2 separate regions of the Homo sapiens genome follow, and region 1 is linked to region 2. A link is a loop called in an ENCODE intact Hi-C map of the cell type or tissue named here. Cell type or tissue: mammary epithelial cell. All regions are shown on one strand. Links, peaks and the distances in the headings refer to the core of each region. The heading gives the core; the rest is flanking DNA. Region 1 overlaps KCNMA1 (potassium calcium-activated channel subfamily M alpha 1). Region 2 overlaps KCNMA1 (potassium calcium-activated channel subfamily M alpha 1).

Region 1 (9,027 bases), core at 544-8,543, 430 kb after region 2:
ATCAGCTGCAGGACAAAGTAGCTTCTGCATTTGGTTCCAAGACAGGAGTCAGCAAGACACTGGAGGCCACAGTCCAATCCCAATGGTCTGTTTATTGTCTGAGGTCATTACCATGGTGTCTCCTCTCCCCGGGCCCTGGTAAGCACCAAGGCCACTTTATTTGTCAGTGACTCAACCAGGAACCACATGGACTTCAAGGCAACCTCCTGGCCCTCAAGGACACAGAGTAGCTAAGCCAAGGATACAGCAAATTTTTTGGACCAAGAGCCAAAGCAGGTGGCGCAGACTCTGCTAATGATCAGATCCAGGCAGTACAGAGTTCTGAGCAAGGGATATAGCAGGAGTCCAGCTCCAGCTCCCTTGATTTCGAGAAGAGCCACACCACCTAAGAAACTCACCTTGCTCCTCATCAAAACTGCCCTATTCTAAATGGCACTGAGAATGAGACTGTCCTTTATACTTTTCACCATCCCAGTTGGTGGGAGGGGTCTTTTGAATGTATTCCCACTTGTGAGGGACACAAAACTCACCAATGCCTGACAGCAAAATCTGGGGGCAGGCTTCCCAGGTCTCCCATGTCTGCCCTGGCACTGAAGCCTGGTTTGGGGGAGACGGGGATGCGCTTGTGATAATGCCAACTCTTCAGGTTCTGAGCACTCTCATGTCTGTCATAGAATAGGATAGGGGTTCACTATTGTAGCATGACACGGGCTCAGAAAGGCCACCTATTGTATGAGCACATTTAGATGGAATGGCCACAAGGGGCAAATCCGTACAGACAGACAGCAGTTCAGTAGCGTCTGAGGCTGGGGAAGGAGGGGTGTGGGGAGTGACTGCTCATGGGTATGGGGTTTGTTTCTTTTAGGTTGATGAAAATGTTCTGGAATTAAATAATAGCAATGATTGCACAACTCTCTGTATATACTAAAAACCACTGCAAATGAGTAAATTTTATAGCATGTGAGTGATACCTCAATAAAGCTCGGTTTTTAAAATTTGATGGTGTAGAAGAATATGGAGGTAGCACACTAGGAGGTGCTTCCCTGCCCCACAAGCTGTCTGTCATTTGTCACCTGGGCACTGGGCACATATCAGTCCTACCTAGCAGCCCTTGCAATCCTACCATAGGAGACCAGCACCCCACACGGGCATTTGTTCAGCCCTCCAGCAGCCCCTCCTGCCAGCCAACCACCCTCATCCCTCCCGTGGATTTCGGGGTTCTGAGTAACCAAAGCAAGCATGGGAACATTCTCAGAGCATGTCCAGGGGACACCTCCGGGAATATGCATTCATCTCAGAGGGGAGCTGAGTGCTTATTTGACAAGCACAATGTAACCAAGCCAAGAATGGGGAAGGGTATGAAACAAGAGAGGCGGCCCTCTTCCTTCTCAGGGAAGCCGGGGCTGGCAGGAAGTGGGGCTGCAAGTCCAACAGCTGACACCATCGTCTATGTTCCTCTGAGCTGTGTGCAAGGAAGAGTACAGTCTGGGGCTGCAGGCATGACAGACTTCAGAGGGAAACAAATCAGGCATAAAAACTGCTAGAGGTTCCATTAGCAAGACAGAGCAAAAAATAGGATTCCCACATCCCCCCTGGTGCCCTCAGGGCTCCTTGTACCACTAAAAATAAAGCAACAGGCAATGGTGTTTTTAATGCCAGCGTTCGCAGGACTTCCTGCAGAGTCAGGCTTGCACAGCTTCCTTCGGTCCCCCCCACCCATCTCCACCCCCTCAGCCATGGATTTCTGCAGCACCAGGGGCCAGCAAGGAGCCCAGGACTGAATGAGATGCGTCCATGGATCATGAGGCTGAGATAGATTTCCCTCTGTTGTCCCACTTCAAGGATGCAGTCTGGAGCTTGCAATCCAAACAGGGAGACAGGTTCTGTGTCCCTTCAGGAGAACAGGGTCTGAGCATTTGTGTCATAAGCAGGGAAGGAGAGGGACCTCAGATCCAGTCCATGATTGGACACACCTCCCTCTAACCTCTGGCATCCTGGCAGGCATCTGGGAGGAGGAGTTAGAAGAGGAAACAGCTGGGGCCGTAAGTCAGGCGAGTTCACACCCAACCACCTGCCCCATTACACAGCAGAAAGCACCTCCCTTACTCCTTCCACAGCCCACACCCCACAACCCAGCCCCCAGGGCTGCCCAGTACTAGCTCTTGACAGAGGACTCTAGTCTCTCAGATCAAGAACAGCCCTCAGAAAGGCAATATGGCTCTCAGTGATTCTAAGTGCAGACACTGGCATTGGGCTGCCTGATTCAAATCCTGCCTCTGCCACTTGCTACATGTGTGGCCTTAGACAAGTTACTTAACCTCAGTTCCCCTACCTGCAACATGAGGTTAATGACATTTCCTGCCTCCAGGACTAATGTGAATTGCTCACAACGGTGCCTGACACATAAAGGTGTGTGATAAAGGCCAGATATTACTGGGGACCAACTAACACTATCTTTCCTAGGGAGCCACTGGCATCTGAGGCTGGCAGCCTTCTCTTGATTCTCCAGGTTGCCCTGTGTGCAGCAGGATGCCAACTTGTCCTGGCCCCGAGGAAGTGAATGCTAGGAGTTGCTCCTCTAGTCTAGGTGACAATCAAGTCAGTTCAGTGGTAGGGACAGGATTCAAACCAAGCTTTGTCTGACCCTAAGCCCATGGCTTTCACTACCATTCTACACTAAACTATCACCTGCAAAACCCACAGTGGGCATAAAAAGCCTCTTTTGTCAAGGACAGTGAGGGACATAGTAACAGAAACTGAAAGAGAAGAAAAAAAGAAGTCTCAAGAAAAAACAATCAGCAGGCATGATATTTATTTTAGTTTTTAAAAGTTGTTGGCCAGGCACAGTGGCTCACTTCTATAATCCCAGTACTTTGGGAGGCTGAGGCAGGAGGATCACTTGAGGCCAGCAGTTCAAGACCAGCCTGGGCAACAGAATGAGACCTCATTTCTACCCCCAAAAAATTTACTTAATTAAAAAAAATTAGCTGGGCATGGTGGTGTGCACCTATGTCGCTTGAACTCAGGAGGTGGAGGCTACAGTGAGCTATGATTGCACCACTGCACTCCAGCCTGCACAACAGAGCAAAACCCCATCCCCCGCCCCCCAAAAAAAAGAGTTGCCTAATTCTTCATCTCAGGTCCCTTTTAGAAAAACTTATGTCATATCCCATAAACCAGGCTATCATTCCTTCCTAAAGATTAGTAGACCTAAGTAGGCAACTAGAAAAACAACACATCCGTCTGAGGTCTCAGGCTCACCTGGAAATGCAGGTCCTGGCCTCCCTGCCTCCACCCTCCCCCACCCCTTCCTTGTCAGGCAGCTTGGGCCACCCACCATATGCCGCTGCAGCCCATAAAGACTCTGGAACATTTCAAAGGCCTTGGCCCCCATCAGGTGTGGCTCCAAAAAACACAGGGTCACCTATAAAAGGTTGAGCACAAGGAAACAGCCATAAAACCCGCAGTCCTAACAGCAGACACCCAGTGGCCAGAACAAAGCAGCCAGCTGCCGGGCTTTCCAGGAACCACAGAGGGACATCCCTCCCAAGGACCGCGCCCAGCCGCAGCCCAGGGGCACATGGCTGAAAGGTCCTCAGAGGCCACCTGGTAAGAAGGGCCCTGTGTTGGGTGCTTGCTAGTTGCCAGGGACTGTCCCGGATGCCCTCCTTGAAGAGGGTTAAGGAGGTAACACAGGAAAGAGCTGGCATGGTGCCTGCAGCCCTGAGGGCCTCTAAAAGAGATGCTTCATCTTTCCTGAGCTTCAAAGCACCCGGCAAGTGGGACGTGATTCCCATCTTTTAGGCGGCAAAACTGAGGCCCTGAGGAGTAACACAACTAGGAAGTGAGCTTCAAGCCAAGTCTGTCTGTTCATCTCATGCTTTCTCGTGGGTTCCTGGAGAGGTCAGATGATGGGCTGTCAGTGCTCAAAGGGGCCTGGAGACCTCCCAGCCCTCTGCTGGGTACCCTCCCTACACAGTGCAGCCAGGCTTCCAAGGCAGCCTCCCTCCTCTGCTGGGACAGTCGTCAGGGGTGTTTCAGAAGGAGCAAGCCCCGAGCAGCCTCCCCACACTCTGGCCCAGTTGAGGGAGGTGACAGGGCGCCATCTCCTGCTCCCTTTCTGGAAAGCTTTCCCACATCCCAGGCCAGGCCCTGCAGGCCCTCAGGCTGGCTGATACATGGCAATGACAACAGAAATGGCTCACACTTGGTAGGTGCTTCCTAACTGCCACATCCTTTACACACAACTGCACAAATGCTCTACATCAGGGATGCCCATGTTATAGAAAACTAGGACTTATGGAGGATGTGCAACTTCCCCAAGGTCATGCAGCTATCAGCAGCCGAGCTGGAACTGAATCCATGGTCCTCACCATGCCACGCTACCCTGCTTCTGCCTGAACGCAAGCAGGTGCAGATAAGCCGCAACACCCATGACTATACCCACACACTACCATCTTCCCAGCCGCATGGCAGTGCTGCGGCCTAGACCCATGGCTCAGGCTCTGCCATCCACCCTTGGTGCAGCCCTCCAGCCTCCCAGACACCCCTGCATCAGCCTCTCTCTAGGTAACAGATAATACTGCTGAAATACCAGGCTGGCTTTAAGTTTTGGGTCCCACTGTCCCACTGTCCTAAGTCCCACTCTGACCTGTGGGACTAAAAGGAGGGATGGGACAATCATTGCTGTACAAGCAGCTCCTCCAGAGAAATGCCCAGACCCAGAGCAGCAACCCCTCATGGCCCTCAAAAAGGCATCTTTGGCCAGGCACAGTGGCTCACACCTGTAATCCCAGTGCTTTGGGAGGCCAAGAGGGGACGATCGCTTGAGGCTGGGAGTTCAAGACCCCATCTCTACAAAATAATTAAAAAATTAGCTGGGCACAGTAGTGCGCACCTGTAGTCCTAGCTACTTGGGAGGCTGATGTGGGAGGATCACTTGAGCTCAGGAGTTCAAGGCTGCAGTAAGTTATGACCATGCCACTGCACTCTAGCCTGGGCAACAGAGTGAGACTATCTCTTAAAGAAAAGAAAAAAGGCACCCCTTCCTAGAGTCCAGAAAGACGTCTGTATCTGGCAGTGCCCGTCTTCCTAAGTCCTTTCTGAGGGTCCTGAGCTGAGGGGAGCCAAGGATGCAGCTTCACTCCATCACTGGGTGGTCTCCTCTGGGAACTTGGAGTATTCCCTTCCTGCAGCAGGAAGAGCCACCAAGAGTTTATCGTGTTCAGTCCTTTTAGTCACCTAATGCCCACAGGCACCTTGACACCATACAAAGAACCCCTCTGGGGAAGCCAACAACCCCAAAACCCGTGCAACCCTTGCACCCTCTGCAGCCAGCCCTTGGTAGTGGCCTTACTGTACTCTCCCTCTCCATGACTCAGTTTGCCTCCAATAAGCCCTGGGGCCTCAAGTTCAGACTCACCCAACTAGACAGACCAGAAGTGAGCCTCTGCCCTGACATCTTCAGGCACTCTTTTGTCAACTACTCACAAGGATTTATCAGATAGGAAGGGAAAAGGACAGAAAGAACTGTGGGATAAGGAAGGCTCTGAATGTCAGAAAAGGGTCTGAGTAGGATGATTTGAGACTGAAGAAGCTACGTGGTATCACTTAGGAGCAATAAAGGAAAGATTAGGGCAGGTGAGGAGGATAATGGACAGTGGAGCCTGGCCAGTGCCAGCTGACGGACTAGACCGATCTTCCTACCTCTGCTTGCAAAAGGCATTGCTTCCTGCTTAGCATGCCTCACTGATTCCCATAAAAATGGCATTCATCTATATGCTGAGGTGGGCTGAATCATGGCCCTAGAAGATGTCCACGTCCTCATCCCTGGAATCTGTGACTGCGACCTTAACTGGCACAAGGGACTCTACAGACATAATTTAATTAAGGACCTTGAGATGAAGAGATTAGCCTGGATCATCCAGGTGGGCCCTAAATGCAATCACAAAGGTCCTTCAAAGAGGGAGGTAGAGGGAGATTTGACACAGAAGAGAAAGTAAGAGATGTGATGATGGAAACTGAGATGGAGCAATGTGCTTTGGATACGGAGCAGAAAGCCACAAGACTGGGGATGCAGGTGGCTACTGGAAGCTGCAAAAGGCAAGAAAAACGACTTGCCCCTCAGAGCCTCCAGAAGGAACCAGCCCTGCAGACGCTTTGACTTTAAAAGCCCAGGGAAACTGATTTCCGACTTCTCGCCTTCAGAACTGTAGGAGTATATTTGTGTTATCTTAAGGCACTATGTTTGTGGTCGTTACAGCAGCAAGGGAAAACTGACACCCACACTCAGCCACTCGAGAGGTCCCTTCTCCTGCTCAACACTGCTAGCCATTAGGGGTTAAGTAATTCACAAAAGAGACCCATCCCTGCCTTCCCGTAACATATTGTCATCCTCTTTCCTCCATCCTCTTTCCTAGGGTCCCTGTGGCCTGGACTATGCTGCTTTCTGCCTAAGTCCTCCCCGTCCTTCCAGCTCTCATTCCTTCCATGAAGCTTTGTTCCAGCCTCAGAGTCTTCAAAGACACCATTCCTCTGCACGTCCCCCTGCACCCACCCCTGGCTAATGCCTCTTCATCCTGTAGATCTCATTTCTTTTTTTTGGAGACAGGGTCTCACTCTGTTGCCCAGGTAGGAGTGCAATGATACAATCTTGGTTCACTGCAACCTCCACCTCCCAGGCTCAAGCAATCATCCCATCTCAGCCTCAAGAGTAGCTGGGACTACGGGGATGTGCCACCACGCCTGGCTAATTTTTTGTATTTTTCGTAGAGATGGAGTTTTGCCATGTTGCCCAGGCTGGTCTCAAACTCCTGGGCTCAAGCGATCCACCCGCCTTGACCTCTGAAAGTGCTGGGGTTACAGTCATGAGTCACCATGCCGGGCCTGTAGGTCTCATTTCTGCAGGGAAGCCTTCCCTGAGCCCCGGCCAAGGAGAGGATGCACCCCCACACACACACGCATTATAGTCCATAGTCTCTCATCACACTCCAGGCTGAAGTGTGCATATACGTGTGTAAGAGGGGATTATCTGTTCAATCTAGTCACTGATGATGGAATTGCTCAGACCTCTGAGGGCAGGGACCTTGGTTGTCCTGTTCACCAGTGAATCAACTCTCAGCCTGTTATAGACACTTGCATTGATCTCCCTCTGCCCAGAACTGCTTTATTTAACATCTCTATCAAAAAGAACCGTTGCATAGACATTTTTCCAAGGAAGGCATACAAATGGCCCACAGGTATATAAAAAGGTGCTCAACATCACTAATCATCAGGGCTACACAATCAAAGCCACGATGAGTTATAACCTCACACCTGTTAAAATGGCTATAAGCAAAAAAAGAGAGAGAGAGAGAGCAAGTGCTGGTGTGGGTATAAAGAAAAGAGAACCCTGTTACACTGTTGGTGGGACTGTAAATTGATAAAGTCATTATGGAAAACAGTATGGAGGTTCCTCAGAAAAATCAAAAATAGAACTACCATATGATCCAGCAATCTCACTACTGGTTATATATCCAAAGGAAATGAAATCAGTACGTCAAAGAGATGTCTGCATTCCAATGTTCACAGCAGCATTATTCACAATAGCCAAGAAATCGAACCTATCTAAGTGCCCACCAACGGATGATGGATAAAGAAATTGTGGTACATGTACACAGTGGAACACTATTCAGCCTTTAAAAAAGAAGGATATCCTGCCATTTCCAACAACATGGATGAACCTAGAGGACAGTATGTTAAGTGAAATAAGCCAGGGATAGGAAGACAAATACTACGTGATCTAATTTATATGTGGACTCTTAAAAAGTTGAGCTCATAGGAGCAGAAAGCAGAACAGTGGTTACCAGGGGCTGGGATGGGAGAGGAATGCTGGTCAAAGAGTACAAACTTTCAGTTAAACAGGAGGAATAAATTCAAGACATCTATTACTGTACATCATGGTGATAACAATTAATAACAATGTATTGTATTCTTGAAAACTGCTAAGAAAAGAGATTTTCAGTGTTCTCACCACAAAAAATAGGTATATGAGATAATGCATACGATAATTAGCTCAATTCAGCCATTCCACAATGTATACATATTTCAAAACAACATGTTGTATACAATAAACAAGTACAATTTTTATTTATCCAGAGAAAATTTTAATAATAAGTGTTCATTTTAAAAAAAAAAATACAGCCAATTGGCACTCTCAGGCCTGCGTCAGGAACAAGAGGAAGTCAGGGCTCAAGTTTCAAAAACACAGACTGAAAATAAAGCCCCAAACATACTCAAGGATGGAACTCCCCACAGCCTGTCAGCAGTGGACAAAACCTTCCATAGCAGAAGCTGCAAGTAAAAGATGTCTGTGTGGGAGGAACCATTTAGAAAAAGCAGTAACAAGGCGATGAAAACAGAAACAAGGCGGCCAGTCACCCACCATCCCCAATTCGCCCAAAGGCCAGGTCACCCTGTTCCCACCCTGCACCAGCTGCTCCTCTGCCTGCGGCTTTCTGGCCCAAATCCTGTGTGGCCCTCACTTTCTCCTCAGTCCTGCCTCTGCCATATGACCATCTCCTCCTCAAAAGAGGCTTCTCTGGCTACCCACCAAAGCAGCCCCTCTAACACACACAATCCCATCCCCTGTTCAGTGGTCTCATGGTGCCACTGTAAATTATCTCATTCATTGATTTACTGAAGTGTTGATTATCTGCACCCCCCACCACACACACTGAAACCCAACCCAGCCCTTTCTGTTGCAGTTTCCCAGGGCTTCAGACAGTCCTTGGCACATAGAGGGTGCCGGAGAATCCAGAATGACCCTCACTGTGCATATCCATAGCTGCCCTCACTGAGCCGCAGCCTCGGGCTGCCCCAAAAGGTAAGCGGAGTACAAGGGTGGAGGCTCTCTCTCTCTCTAGCACAGAATCTCTTTCTTCCAGAGTCGGCCAGCGGTGCTGTCTCTTTTCTGCTGGGAAAGATAGGAATGGAGATTCCTTGAGGTCAGACACAGTAGATCCTAGTCAGAAACTCCCATTGGCTAAG
Region 2 (9,027 bases), core at 555-8,554:
AGCAAAGTGTCACCACACTAGTGTTTGGCATTTATTTCGAGTGATATAGTGTGTCTTATGAAAAATGGGCCAGGCACAGTGGCTCACACCTGTATCCCAGTACTTTGGGAGACCGAGGTGGGCAGATCACTTGAGGTCAGGTGTTCAAGACCAGCCTGTCCAACATGGTGAAACCCCATCTCTACTAAAAATACAAAAATTAGCTGGGCGTGGTGGTGGGCACCTGTAATCCCAGCTACTTGGGAGGCTGAGGCAGGAGAATCACTTGAACCCAGGAGGCGGAGGTTGCAGTGAGCCAAGATTGTGCCACTGCACTCCAGCCTGGGCAACAATGCAAGACCCAATCTAAAAAATAATAATAAAAATAAATTTAAAAAAAAGAAAAATGGAGCTCTGCTCACCACCTATCATCTGTTCTTACTCTCATGAGCAGGCTTGGGCCCAGGCCTGGGCATCTCAGTGTCTGCAAGTGAGATGACTGGGAAAGAAGATTTGTTCAAATAAGTCACCCTGCTATTGGAGAGAGGCTGGACCCTAAGAGAGCCCTTCCCTCGAGGAGCGGGCTGAGATACTGTATCCCTGGGAGAAGGTTGGAGGTGAGGCTCCATCCCTGGGAGAAGGTCGGAGGTGAGGCTCCATCCCTGGGAGAAGGTCAGAGGTGAGGCTCCATCCCTGGGAGAAGGTCAGAGGTGAGGCTCCATCCCTGGGAGAAGGTCAGAGGTGAGGCTCCATCCCTGGGAGAACATCGGAGGTGAGACTCTAGGGATGAGTTAGAAATTTGGCCTGGGACCTCCCTCCGCCCCTCTCCTTCCCTAATCTCCAACACACCCTGTATCTATTTTCCTGAATGAGTTGACCCTATCCTAATTTCAGAGAGTTTAGGAAGCGATATCAACCAAATTGGCTCTAGACAAAATACTAGTGACTAATAAAGTCAAGCAAAGGTGCTCATTCTTACTAGTAACCAAGGACTTGGAATACCTTAGAAGGGGATTACAAGTGGAAGATCCAAGAGCTATGGGAAAAGGGTTCTGCTGTTCAAGTTGAAATTGTAATATGGAATATCATAGGATGAGTATATCTCAAGATGTAAATGACTCAGATTTTAATCTCAAAAACATATGAAATAAAGGATTACATTAATAAGAATACTGATATTTAGGAGCACAAAATAGCAAGGTTTACTCTAATACCAGAATCCTGGAAACTTGCATAGCAGCTACAACTAGAATTCAAGTTCAGCCTCACCGTGGGCTGGACCAGCAGATCTCAAAGTGTGGCCCCCAGATCAGCAGCAGCAGCATCACTTGGGAATGTGTTAGCCATGCAGATCCTCAGGCCCCATCCCAGGTGTACTGAATCTGAAACTCTGGGGATGGAACACCCCAAATCTGTAATTTAACCAGACCTCTAGGTGACTCTGGTGCACTCAAAGTTTGAGAACCACTGGTCTATCTAGAATACATAGTGTGCTTGTTCCAAAGCAATTGTCCTTACCACGACCCAAAGAGCCTCACAGAATAGATTTCGGAAAGTACGTGTGCGTGTGTGTGTGTGCGTGTGTGTGTGTGTGTGTGTGTGTGTGTGTGTGTGTGTGTGTTGAAGTTTCTCAGGTATTCAGGTATGTTCCTCTGGTTTAAGAACCACCACTGTGCCAGGCCTCTCAACAGTGGCTGCACAAGTGAAATTATTCAGAGAACTTGAAAACATTCTGGTGACTGAGTTCATCCCCAATTCTCATATGCTTGGTTAGAAATACAGTCTGGCCAGGAGGACGTGTCAGAGTTCCTGGGTGATTCTAACATACTGCCAAGATCATTTAGCCCATAGAAGAATCACCAGGAGAATTTGTTAAAACAGATTCCTCAGCCCTACCTTTCAGAGATTCTCCAGGTTTAGGGTTGAACTCCAACATTTTTATTTCTATTAAGCTCCCAGGCCATGTGCTGGCTTGCAGACCGCACCTCGAGTAGTCCTGCTCTAGGAGAAACATGTTTATATTTTAGATACCTGAAATCTTCTTTGGGCTGGGATGGCCAACTTTCCTCCATCTGTTCCTCCTCTAAATTCCTATAAACTTACTGTTCTTTCTAGAGGACACTCCAATTAAGTTATTAACATCTTATAGAGGCAAGATCTATGTTTTCCCCATCTTTGGGTCACTCCTAGCACCTAGGGATTTGCACACAGTAGGTGTTCAGCTGAATAATGCAGTCGAATCCCTGAGCTGGTTTCAGGTGTTCATTTTCTCCCTATCTGATCTGCTAGCCAGGTCAATCCATTATGGCCCTGGTCTCATGGAAAAGAATCAAGGCATCTATTTTTTGAAGATGATGTGAAGGTAAATATACGTCCAGTCCTAGAGATTTAGGTTGCTGAGGAGGCTGTTCCAATAATACCCCAGATGAAGTACAGCCATCTGGAGAGGTTTTGGCATCCATGCAAACCTACTGCTGAATTCGTTCCTTGAAGACATTCATTTTAGGATGGTATTTCCAATTTGGCATATAACAGAGCCATGCAAATCAATGAGGATTTAGAATCTCTACTTACGGAGGGCATCTTATTTAAAGCGTGTCCCTGACAAAGCAATATCAAGGGAACACAATTGGAAATCTCTTGGAGAGGAGTAATTTCTCTAGAAGCAGTTTTAGCTATAGCAGCGACCGGAACAGCAATGAGCTCCCTGAAATACATCCAAATTTTTAGTATTCCACTTGGCTGGGCTGCCTTCTTCAGAGCCCAATCATAGGGACAGAACTTAATAATGAGTTCATTTTTCTTGTCACACTAGAGCAATTCAGTTGCAATGCTATTCATAAGGTGTATGTTGCCATTGAATTCTTTCTCAAAAAAAAACAAAAAAAAAAAAGCTCAAGCCAAGAGTAGAGCCCCATGTCAGTCTATATGCGCTAACAAAATACCTTAGACTGGGTAATTTATAAACAACAGCAATTGATTGCTCACAGTTCTAAAGGCCGGAATGTCCCAGATCAAGGCGACAACAGATTCAGCATCTGGGGAGGGTTTTTTCTCTGCTCCATAGATGGCACTTTCTTGTTTCCCTGCATGGTGGGAGGGACAAACAGCCTCCCAAGGGCTTCTTTCATAAGGGCACCAATACCATTCCTGAGGGCTCCACCCTCATGATCTAATCATCTCCCAGAGGCCCCATCTCCAACACGACGGCATTGGGATTTCATTTCAACACATACATTTGGGGCAGATACAAACATTCAGACCATAGCAGCCCATAACATCTAGCATGATACTATTTCAACATGGACTAATGGTAAAAACATGGATTGTTTTTATTTATTTGGCTACTTGTATAGAATGGGTCAAGAAGCTCAGAAGAGGGGACTGGTGAACATGGGGGAAAAAAGTAGTTTGGAGGCTGGTAAGTTATTAAAAATGTGTTAACTTGTAGCTTGAGAGACAGCATAGTATCATATCAAGTAACATGGACTTTGGAGGTAGATTGCCTGAGATCAAAGCTGAGCTCTACCATTTACTCACTAGGTGACTCTCAGCAATTTATTTAACCTTCTGAAGCCTCAGTTTCCCCATCTGTAATATGGGCCCCCAAATGACACCTATTTCATAGTACTGTTTGGAAGAGCACTTGAGACAATTATATACTGTATGTACATACACATACATACATATATATACACATATATGTAATATGTGTAATATGAACACATCTAACTTTATTCTAGTTATGGAAGCACTTTTCTTTTGGATTTCTCTTTCTCTCAAACCCCCCAACCCCCACTCTCCTAAGGACACCTGGCCCAAAAAGGGAAATCATACTTTTTCTTTTCTTTATTTCACTATTCTTATTCTAAAGAAACCCACAGACTACAGACAGCAGTTTACTTAGAAGGCTCTGGGCTTCAGGGAATCTAGATGTCCAAGTTGAAAGTCAGCTGCCTGGAACATGGAGTGGGTGACCTCTGGGGGCACTCAGGGGCCCTTCCTTCCAGGCTTCGGGCACTGTCACTGAGAAGCAACTCCCTTGGGGGAGGGGTGCTTTTGGTCATAGCGGTTGAGTCAAGTTATCAGATGTCAAATAGCTTATAGGAGTTCAAAGTGAGCCTATCTCCACCACTGCTAACCACGAACTGCCCATCTGAGCATGATGAAATTGGCCCCCTTCCCCTCTCCCCTTGCTACTTAATTGCTCACAAATCCAGCAAATTGCAGGACCAGCCTCTAGGGGGCACCAGAGACCTTTCCTTTCAGAGCCCAAAATGCCATTTCAGTAGCAGCAGAGTAGTGTGTCCTGGAGCTGGAGCATGGTCCAGTGTCTCTTGTGCTTTTTGGCCTACTGAGTCCTTAAGTATATTTAATTTAATTTGGGTAGGGTGGTAGAGGGTTCCTTTTAACAGTGTATTCATGATTTCTCTAGCATTTCTTCAGGAAAGTTATTTATTTCTTTTAGATATAGAATTTTTACCATTGGTCCATTCACTCAAAATCACTTCAAAAAACATTTGCTAAGCTTCCACTATGTGCAAGAGTGTCCTGGGCATACAAAAAGTAAAAAGCCATGGTGTGTGCTGTCACAGACTCATTCTAGAGCAGCGTGGTCCCACAGAACTGTCTATGATGATGGAATGTTCCACATCTGTGCTGTCCAGCTCCGCAGCCAATGAGCCACATGGGGCTCTTGAGTACCTGAAAAACAGCTGGTAGGATGGAGGAACTGAGCTTTTAAATAGGCAAATGTGGCTAGGAGCTACCATACTGGACAGCACAGTGTATTAGTTTGGTGCAAAAGTAATTGTGGTTTTGGCCATTTTTAAGTGGATTGGTAAGCCTGGCTATTTAAAGTGTGGTCCACAGAGCAGGAGAATCACTACACCTGAGAGCTGGTGGAAATGTAGATCTCTGACGTTAGCATAGGCTTCCTAAATCAGAAACTGCATTCTAACAAGATCTCCTGGTGCTTCTCATGCACAGTAAAGTTTAGAAAGTTAGGAGATGCATACAAGTGGTTCTCATCCTGACTGCACTTCAGACACAACTGAGAAACATTAAAAGAAGCTGAGCCTAGGTCACACCCTCCACCCAGAGATTCTTAGGTTAATGGTTTAAAGGCTTGGCCTGAACATGAAGAGTTTTAAAAGCACTCTGGGGGATTCTAATAAAAATTCGAGAACCATCCCAGCATAAGTCAGTACGGTGGCTCCAAAACTGGAGATCACCAGGAGTGCTTGTTAAAACACAGACTGCTGGCTCCAACTCGCGGTTTCTGATCCCTGGGTCTCGGTTGAGCTCTAAGAACCCTCATGTGTAACAAGTCCCCAGTAACGCTGATGCTGCTGATCCAGGAACCACACTTTGAGAACCACTGGTCTAATCATTTTAAAAGATGGGCTCCAGAATTGGACTAACCTGAGTCTTGGACCTGCCACTTACTTAGACCCTGAACCTCAGTTTCCCAAACTGTAAACTTGGGCTATGAATATTTACTCATCGAGTTATTGTGAATATTAACTCAGAGAATGACTGTGAGATGCTGGGCATAGTGCCTACTTTTAATAAGCAATCAATAACTGTTCCTTACTATCATGATCCTAAGAAGACTCACTCATTCATTCATTCAACAAGTATGAACTATGTGTCAGGCACTGTTCCAGGTACTAGGGACATAGCGAAAAACAAGGGGGCCACAGTCCCTGCCACATTGCTATCATGGAAGCTGCAGTCCTACCTGTCAGTACAAAGCAGGCTGCGTATGGTGCTCCTATAGCACGAATCCTAACAGCACAATACAAAGGTCAGAGAGGAATTCATTCCAATGGATGAGAATGGGAAAGCTGCACACAGGAGCTGGAGTCAGAGCTGTGCCTTAATGGGGAGAAGGATTACAACCTGCAGAGTCAGGGCAGGAACTTACTCATGACCAGGCACAGGGCAGAGACAGCAAGAAGATGCAGCTAGCAGCCTAGTGGAGCTGGGGCAGGAAGTACAGGGAAAGGGGAGGCAGGAGGCAGGGCTGTGCATATGGGGATGCCAACCAGGGTCTGCCTCCACTCTCTGGCCAAACCATACTATTTGTGTTTGTTTAAATCCCAAACACTGAAAATTACTGATGTCAGGAAACTGAAACCAGGCCACAGCTTTCATTCTTGATTATTCTTACCAAATGCAGAGGCCAGTCAACAGAAGGTCCAGAGATTCACAGAATCATCCTGACCCTGCCTGAAGGTGGGGCGGGGCTCTTCAGCCAAGCAGGTGGCCTTGGGCCCAGATGCTCCATTGAAGCAGAGGAACAGAGAGATGCTTGAGACTTCAGCTGAGCCCTGGGTGGGGTAACCATTAAAAGGAAGAGTGGTGTGCTGACCCCATCCACCGCTTCCCTTAGGAAAATGGTGGCCTACCACCACAACTCTTTGGTCTCATTTGGGTTTCTCTGTAAACTCCAGAAAGCAATAAAGCATGATTCCTAAAAAAGAGGGCTACTAGGTGGAGGTTATGCAGACCTAATATGTTCCCCTCAGTCACTGCAGCTGCACAGGAAGGGGCACCCAAACCTCAGAGTAAGTTGCGTAAGAACAACAGACAACAGGCAAGTCTGTCTAGTAACTCACCTGTTCCCATGAAAAGAAAAAAAAATGTCACTCCATGCAAATGAGGGGTGTGGGAGGGTGTTGAGCTTCAATAAGGCTCTCCCCAACGGTCTCCTCCCTAACAGGCTGTAAAATAACATGAAGCATGGCCCCAAAGGGCCGTGAATGACCCCTGGAGCAAAGGACTCCAAAAGGCTCTGCAGAGCTTTTGGCACATCTGAACAGGGGCCCGGATCCCAGCGCACCCTCTTCTGGGCTCTGACTTTGGCAAGTTACTCAACCCCTCAGAGCCTCAGATTCCTCTTTGGAAATAATAATGGGAATAATAATATGCCCCTTTTGGTAGGCAGAACGATGACCCTCAAAGATGTCTGTGTTAATCTTGGGACCTGTGAATATGGTCATCTACATGCCAGAAGGAAATGAACGCAGCAGGCAAATTAAGGTTGCTGATAGGCTGACCTGGAGATGGGAAGAGTATCCTGGAGTATCCAGGTGGGCCCAATGTAATCACAAGAGTCCTTAAAAGTAGAAGAAGGAGGCAAAGAAGAGATGGCAGGAAGCAAGATCAGAGTGATGCAAGGTGGGGATGCACCCTTAGTTGCTGGCTGTGAAGGTGGAGAAAGGGGCCATGAGCCAAGGGGTGTAGGTGGCCTCTAGAAGCTGGAAAAGGCAAGGACATGGAATCTTCCCTAGAGCCTCTGGAGAGACCCATGTTGGACTTCTCACCCACAGAACTGCTTGGAAATAGAAAACTTCTACACCATTTTGCAAGGTTGTGAGGCTGATGCTTGGCACTCAGCAAGGCCTCTCTCTTTCTTCCTTCCTTCCTTTCTTCCTTCCTTCTTTCCTTTCTTCCTTCCTTCTTTCCTTCCTTCTTTCTTTTCTTTCCTTCCTTTTATTTTCCTTCCTTCCTTTCTTCCTTCCTTTCCTTCCTTGCTTCCTTTCTTCCTTCCTTCACTTTCTTCCTTCTTTCCTTCCTTCCTTCTTTCCTCTTTCCTTCCTTCCTTCTTTCCTTTTCTTTTCCTTCCTCTTTCTCTGTTTCTCTTTCTCTCTTTCTGACTTTCTTTCTTTTCTTTTCTTTTCTTTTTTCTTTTCTTTAGCAGGGTCTTACTATGTTGCCCAGGTTGGTCTCAAACACCTGAGCTCAGGGGTCCTCCTGCCTCATCCTCCCCAGTAGCAAGGCCACTTTCTTCTCTAGGCTGTTATTAGCTTCTGTGGGTACACACCATGCTCCACACATACTAGGCTTCATTCTCCCTGTCTTAGCCCATCATTGCAGCCTCCACTGAGCCCCAGCCTCTCACAGAAGCCTATCCTCATTCTCCCACCCACATGAGCTCTCACTCCTCTGAACTCCCATGGCCTTTACAGCCTGTACCTTGCAATTACGGGCTTAATTATATAGTGGGTAGTGTTACCTGCTGTCACTGCATGTGTGTTTATTTTGGTTCCAAAATGAGATTGAAACTTTAGTCTCAAACAGGAACAATGTTTTGTCCTTTTGTTGTTGTTGTTTTTAAGCACCTGTGCTTTTTTTATATAATCCTGTTTTTATTGCCTTCTGACACAAAAAAAGGACTATTTTGGGCATATATTTATAAGCAGATACCCTACATCATTGCAACTGCCCTGTGATTGGGCATTAACTCATTTTTCTATTTTCTAGCAGAGTTTACTGAAGGTTTTAAGGTTTAAGGTCTAAGGCCAGTTCTGATACAGACAATAGAATCAAGTTTATAGTTTTCCAATCATGGTTCCAATGACCATGGTCCCTTATCATATGCCGATTTCATCAGTCAAAGAACAGGGGATGGTGTTGGAAATCACAGTACCAGTAGGATACAGGGTGGCCCGGCATGTGTTCCTCTCATCCCAGTGCTGAGCACACAGTAGGTAATAAAAATGGGCTAGAAAACTGGCTGGTGAGTGCATCATTACTTTCCTCCTACTCCCTTCTTTAAATCCTACAAGATCACCCTCAACAAAAACATACACACAGGCAAGGTGCAGTGGCTCACACTTGTAATCCCAGCACTTTGGGAGGCTGAGGCGGGTAGATCACCTGAGGTCAGGAGTTTGAGACCAGCCTGGCCAACATGGCGATCCCGTCTCTACTAAAAATACAAACATTAGCTGGGTGTGGTGGCAAGTGCCTGTAATCTGAGCTATCGGGGAGGCTGAGGCAGGAGAATCGCTTGAACCCAGGAGGCAGAGGTTGCAGCGAGCCAATATCGCACCACTGCACTCCAGCCTGGGCAACAAGGGCGAAACTCCAAAACACAAAAACAAAAACAAAAAAACATACACACAAACAGAGGCAGCACAGCCCATTGACCTACCTTGGGGATACATTCCCAAAAGAGAATGAGACAGACGGACATATGAGTTCTCCTTGGAGCATGTTATTCAAATCTCAAAATAAGATAAAGCTCTCATTTCAAGG

What was found. Hi-C counts contacts between places; a loop is a spot of excess contacts. Peaks named below come from ENCODE experiments on the same cell type or tissue, not always from the same donor. Only the 100,000 strongest peaks of a DNase experiment are listed, where the experiment ranks them.
Region 1: a loop joins it to region 2, with 13 times the contacts of the local background. A loop is called at or near these places in 5 of 110 quality-filtered maps.

The regions. Positions count from the first base shown.
Region 1 is chr10:77,601,588-77,610,614 of GRCh38, forward strand. The region is part of intron 1 of KCNMA1 (potassium calcium-activated channel subfamily M alpha 1); the gene reads right to left. Among named protein-coding and RNA genes, the nearest start is that of KCNMA1, 32 kb to the right of the region's middle. In mammary epithelial cell, for the core only: CTCF peaks have their summits at 4,099 and 5,332; a DNase peak (open chromatin) is centred at 5,414.
Region 2 is chr10:77,169,843-77,178,869 of GRCh38, forward strand. The region is part of intron 5 of KCNMA1 (potassium calcium-activated channel subfamily M alpha 1); the gene reads right to left. Among named protein-coding and RNA genes, the nearest start is that of KCNMA1-AS2, 34 kb to the left of the region's middle. In mammary epithelial cell, for the core only: a CTCF peak has its summit at 4,220 (motif pointing right); a DNase peak (open chromatin) is centred at 4,239.